Linked DNA regions of Homo sapiens: region 1 is linked to region 2. Evidence: read pairs that join two places in POLR2A ChIA-PET (ENCODE). Cell type or tissue: Panc1. All regions are shown on one strand. Each heading gives the region's core, and the rest is flanking DNA. Links, peaks and the distances in the headings are about the cores only.

The links. Peaks named below come from ENCODE experiments on the same cell type or tissue, not always from the same donor. Only the 100,000 strongest peaks of a DNase experiment are listed, where the experiment ranks them.
Region 1: POLR2A ChIA-PET joins it to region 2 with 14 read pairs; 5 of 35 experiments call an interaction of 5 or more read pairs at or near these places.

The regions. Positions count from the first base shown.
Region 1 is chr17:77,817,753-77,820,567 of GRCh38, forward strand. The region is part of intron 1 of LOC105371908 (a long non-coding RNA gene); the gene reads right to left. Among named protein-coding and RNA genes, the nearest start is that of LINC01973, 65 kb to the right of the region's middle. In Panc1, for the core only: no CTCF peak of the experiment used is centred there; no DNase peak of the experiment used is centred there.
Region 2 is chr17:77,923,577-77,926,391 of GRCh38, forward strand. LOC105371909 (a long non-coding RNA gene) reads left to right here and starts at 2,696. Exons shown (of 3, transcript XR_935002.3): 1 at 2,696-2,815. In Panc1, for the core only: no CTCF peak of the experiment used is centred there; no DNase peak of the experiment used is centred there.

The DNA.
Region 1 (2,815 bases), core at 56-2,555, 110 kb before region 2:
GTATAGCTTCCTTTTATAATTATAAAAAAGGTTAAAATTAAAAATAAATGTATTGTGCCAATCCTAAAATTACCAACCATAAGTTGCTCATCAGATTTATATGATAGACTTCATGATGCTTAATATTTGTGGATAAATTATCATTTCTGCTGTATAGATAATGCCACTTCATAAATATACAGAAAATCAAGTGGATTTCCAAAATCCGAAATAGACTCTCCTATAAATTAAAGGAGACTGAAGACCCTGGCATGATTCTCAGGGAACAAATGTTTCCATTGTAACCCCCTGAACTAATCCATGAGGACATACCAACCTCAGGGCTTAGAAGCTCTTGCAGGGGCCTCCTGGCATTGTGACTAAAACCACAGTTACATTCTCTTTTAATGAGCCCACAGGCACACCAGAGATCCCTGCTGCATTCGTCAGGATGTGCTAGGGGACAGGCTCGCTATGGACAACCAGTCCCCCACTGAGAGCTAGAAAGCTGGGTAACGTGAGACACCCAGGAGCTCTCAAGGCAGGAGGACTTGAACAGGCAGGCCAGGACCCCAGAGTGAAGGGAGACCCCATGGGCTAATCATGACATTCTACACTTCTTTCCTTCCTGGGGTGTCTGTTGATCCATAAATGGCTTGGACAGAGGGCCAAGAAGCTCACAAGACAACAGCCCCTAAGAGACGGAGAAACTGAGCCGTTTCAGCCATCCCATGGGGCTGGATGCCAAGCATTGGAATTCAGATCTATTTAGGAAGCCAGGATTTATAGGGATCAGGAGACAACAGGATCCCAGAGAGAAAAGAAGATGCCCAGAGAAGTCAGTTCGACACACTGGGCCACTGTTGTTTGCAAGGCACTCAGCGGTTTCGAAGTGGCACAGGCCACGAGGAGGTAGGTGGAGAGGCAGAGGCAATATCTGAAGAGATACCGGCTGGGAATTTTCAAACCTGACAAAAGACATCAAGACACATATTCAAGAAGCACTTAGAACCCCAAGCAGAAGCATTATAAACACACACACACACACACACACACACACACACACACACACACACACACACATATTCACAGTCTCCCTGGTACATCATCATAAACTTGCTGAAAGGCAAAGACAAAAAGAATATATCAAAAGCAACAACAACAACAAAAACATATTAGCTTCACAGGATCAAGAATTCAAATGATAGCTGATTCTCAACACAAACGTGGAATGGAATGACATCTTTAAAATTCCAAAAGAAACCAAAAATTGACTAGAAAACTAAAATATCCTTCAAAAGCAAGGTGAATGGACCCAATAGAAATGCAAACATTTGTTCACCAAGAGATATGCACAAGAGGGTTCACGGCAATGTTAAATACTATTATACTAATGTCAGACACCGGAAACAGACCAGGCGCTGTGGCTCACGCCTGGAATCCCAGCACTTTGGGAGGCAAAGGCGGGTGGATCACTTGAGGCCAGGAGTTCGAGACCAGCCTGGCCAACATGGTGAAACCCTGTCTCTACAAAAAATACAAAAATTAACAGGGCATGGTGGCACGTACCTGTAGTCCCTGCTACTTGGGAGGCTGGGGCAGGAGAATTGCTTGAACCCGGGAGGCAGAGGTTGCAGTGAGCTGAGATCATACCACTGCACTCCAGCAGTCTGGGCAACAGAGCGAGACTCCGTCAAAAAATAAAAATAAATAAATAAATAAAAACAACAACAAAACAAACAAAAAAACCTGGAAACAGCTCAGCACCCATCAACATTAGAAGAGATAAACTGTGGTAAGATTTATAACATTGAATGCTACATGGCAATGAGAATGAATGAACTAGGACTATACCTAACAGCCTGGAAGAATCTTTCAGACACTGAATGAAGATGGCAGAGACAAAAACAACAACAAGCTAACCTTTGTTGTCAGAAACCAGGGCAGTGTTTACCTTAGGAGCAATAGTGATGAGAAGAGCCTTGGGAGGCAGCAGGCGGGCGGGGGAAGGGGGAGGTTCTGGGGAACTGGTAACGTTCTGTTTCTTGATCTGGGATCTGGTTTCATAGCTATATTCACTTAGTGAAAATGTATCAAGCTGTGCATTTATAATGTATGTGACTTTCTGTATGTATGCTAGACTTTAATAAATAATTTACATATAACATGGAAGCTAAACTATAATTTTTACAAGACAAATTCGAGAGAAAGAGCTAATATTTAGTGCCAAATGCACAGTAGGTGGTGAATAATTTTTTTAAAGCCCAGAGAACCCTCAGATGTAAGATTACAGATCCCCGGCTTTCCCGGCGTTCCCGGCTTTTCTCTAAGCAATGACTCACACCTTTATTTAGTATACCTAAAGTTTTTTCTAATTACAAGAGGGAATATATAATTATTATAAGAAATTTAGAAAAATATAGAAAAAAAGTAAGGAAGAAAAATGTAAAATACCCACAACCCCACAACTCCAAGTTTATGTAAAGTGTTTTTATTTCTGATCATCTTTTTGCACACTTGTACACTAATGTTGTGTAAGTGTGTGTTTTTACCTTATTCATTTAGCAGCATGCAATAAACACTTTTCTTTGTTATAATGAAGTAAAGAAATAAAAGTGAGGGTAAGATAAAGACATTTCCAGACTTCCCCTCAAAAAAAAAAAGGAAAGAATTTATTGCCAACAACTCACACTAAAAGATAGGTAAAGAGGAGATTTTTGAGCAAAGGAGTGTAATCCCAGATGGAAACTAAAAAAATAAGGCAATAAAGAAAATCCCTGGAAAAGGTAAACATTTGGGCAAATATAAATGAATTTTTACTACATAAAACAAAATG
Region 2 (2,815 bases), core at 27-2,526:
GTCGCCTGTGCAGGCCCTTCTCCCCTGGGGTACCCCAGCCCCCTGAGCCTGACCTCCTAGAGACTTGTCCTCCCTCCCAGCCTTTGGAACTTCCTACACTGCCCTTACCCCCTCATCCCCAGGGACACACCCCCGACCTGGAACTCATCGCTCAGCTAGAGACCAGCCAGGTGCCACCCTGAGTGGCTGGCCCTGCAAATGGAGGGGATCTGGATGTCTCCTGGCATGTGGCGGTGCCAGGCTGGTGAAGGAATGAAGTCACCAGGAAACAGAGAGGCAGTGGGAACAAGAAAGCAAGAAAGCAGAGGCCACCTGGCCCACACCCTCCAACCACCCTGCACCTGCACCTGGTTGCTGCTTCCTAAGCATGCGACCTTTCTCCCCTGAATGCCCCAGGTTGCAGGTGGCCTCTTGGTGACAAGAAGACTCAGAGGTACTTATACACTTTGGAGTCGAGAGAAAGGGATTCAAACCCTGCCTGTCCCCTGTTTGCCCTCGGGCAACATTCCACCCCCCAGAAAATGAGACTGGAACTGGGCACAGTGATTCACACCTGTAATCCCAGCATTTTGGAAGGACAAGGTGGGTGGATTGCTTGATCCCAGGAATTTGACCAGCCTGGGCGACATGGTGAAACATCATCTCTACAAAAAATGTATGTAAAAATTAGCCAGGCATGCTGGCACGTGCCTGTAGTCCCGGCTACTCAGGAAGCTGAGGTGGGAGAATCACTTGAGCCCACGAAGTCAAGGCTACAGTGAGCCATGATCGCACCACTGCACTCCAGCCTGGGCAACAAAGTAAGACCCCATCTCAAAAAAAAAGAAGAAGAAAGAAAGAAAGAAAGAAAGAAAAACAAGGCTGGAAGGCTGAGCAGGGTAACGGTGCCTGTGAGGATACCTGGTGCAAGGGTGGGCAGTCAGCCTTCACCTCCCACTCCCCTCCTTCTGGGCAAATGCTCATGGGCACATCCAAATAGTAGGGCACAGTGTCATTTGCCCTGAGCCCCTCTTCCCTGGCCCCACAACCAGGAAGGGGCTGACTTGCTCCCTAGAGTTAGCTTCCACCATTTAATAGGAGCCTTTTGGAGAGATGGCAATCATTTTCAGCAGTCTCAGTGGAGGAGGCATTCAAGGACTTTAGGGTGACACCCAAGGTGGCTGCTGGGGCAGGCAGCCCTGTTTTGAGTTGAGCTGGAGTGGGAACAGGGTGGGAGAAGGAATGGAGGGTGAGCAGAGAGGCAGTTCCCACCCTGTCGGTATGCAAATCACTTGCTGCTGAGATAAATGATCCGGCAGGATGGCAGGCAGGGTTCCCAGCGGGAGTCATTTGTCATTTCTACTCCTGATGTGTGAGTGAGAGAGTGAGAGCCTCCCCCATCCCTCCCCGCGACACAGGTAGCTCAGCCAAGCCCCAGGTGCCCGGGACAAGAGGCATCTCCCAGACCTCCACCTCCCCGAGTCTGGAGAGGGGCCTGCCTGGCACAGTCCTGGACGTGGGTTCTCCCAGCGCTGAGCATGGGAGAATACTCCTTGGTGGCCAGAGAGTGGGCCCTTTGTCTCCTGGAAGGACGATGTCAAACCACAAACCTCCCTCTCTTGGCAGTCAGCTCCCTGGCTAGTTGACAAGGCGTGCGTTGCTAAGATTATTCATGACATCAGCAGAGCCCAACCATATCTGGGGTTCACAGGGCGGGCCTGGCACAGAGCAGGGAAGGGTCAGGCCAGGTTGTGTTCCAGCAAGAATGTGCGTCAAGTTTGGACCCCATGGGTTCGTGTGTAAATGATTGATGAAGGGACAGATGAATCAATCAATCCTGGAGATCCTGAATTTGCCAGAAATCCAATCCAACCATCCCGCCCTTTCCTATTTGGGCTCCTCGTCTTGAGAGCAAACGCTTGAGAACATCACACTAGGAAGGACTCAGAATGTCGGGGAACAGATGCCAGGCAGTAGTGATTTACTAAGAGAGGAATGGGCTGCCCGGGCCGGGCTCGGTGGCTCACGCCTGTAATCCCAGCACTTTGGGAGGCCGAGGTGGGCGGATCACCTGAGGTCAGGAGTTCAAGACCAGCTTGAACAACACGGAGAAACCCCATCTCTACTAAAAATACAAAAAAAATTAGCCAGGCATGGTGGCGCATGCCTGTAATCCCAGCTACTTGGGAGGCTGAGGTGAGAGAATTGCTTGAACCTGGGAGGCAGAGGTTGCAGTGAGCCGAGATCGCGCCATTGCACTCCAGCCTGGGCAACAAGAGCAAAACTCTGTCTCAAAAAAAAAAAAAAAGAAAGAAAGGAAGGAAGGAAGGAAGGAAGGAAGGAAGGAAGAAAGAAAGAAAGAAAGAAAGAAATGGGCTGCCCTTCCTCACAGCCAGGGATGCTGTCCCCACCCACGCTGATAAGCTTCCAGCGCTTAGAGACGGTTTCCCACCATCCGATGGCTGGGCTGGTGCGTCCAGCTAGAGCTCAGAACCTGCCCTTAGTAGGAGCCCAATAAATATTCGCTGATAAACAAACAATCAGAGAAGGCCCTCATAGGACCACATGGCATGGCCTTAATTCTGGAAAGAATTAAAACTTTTTGGCACAGTTAGGGATTGAACTTACAACTTGGTGTAAAAAGCATATGGTCTCATTTTGTTCTTTTATTCTCTTGTTCTTTCACTCACTCACTCACTCATTCATTCAAGAACTATTTCTTGAGGACTCACTATGTGCTCAGCATTGGACAATGATGACTCTCAGTATGTCATGGGTTGCCAGTGAGCAGGACCCTGAACAGCGACCAGGGGCCTCTCTGCTGACAATGGCCAGA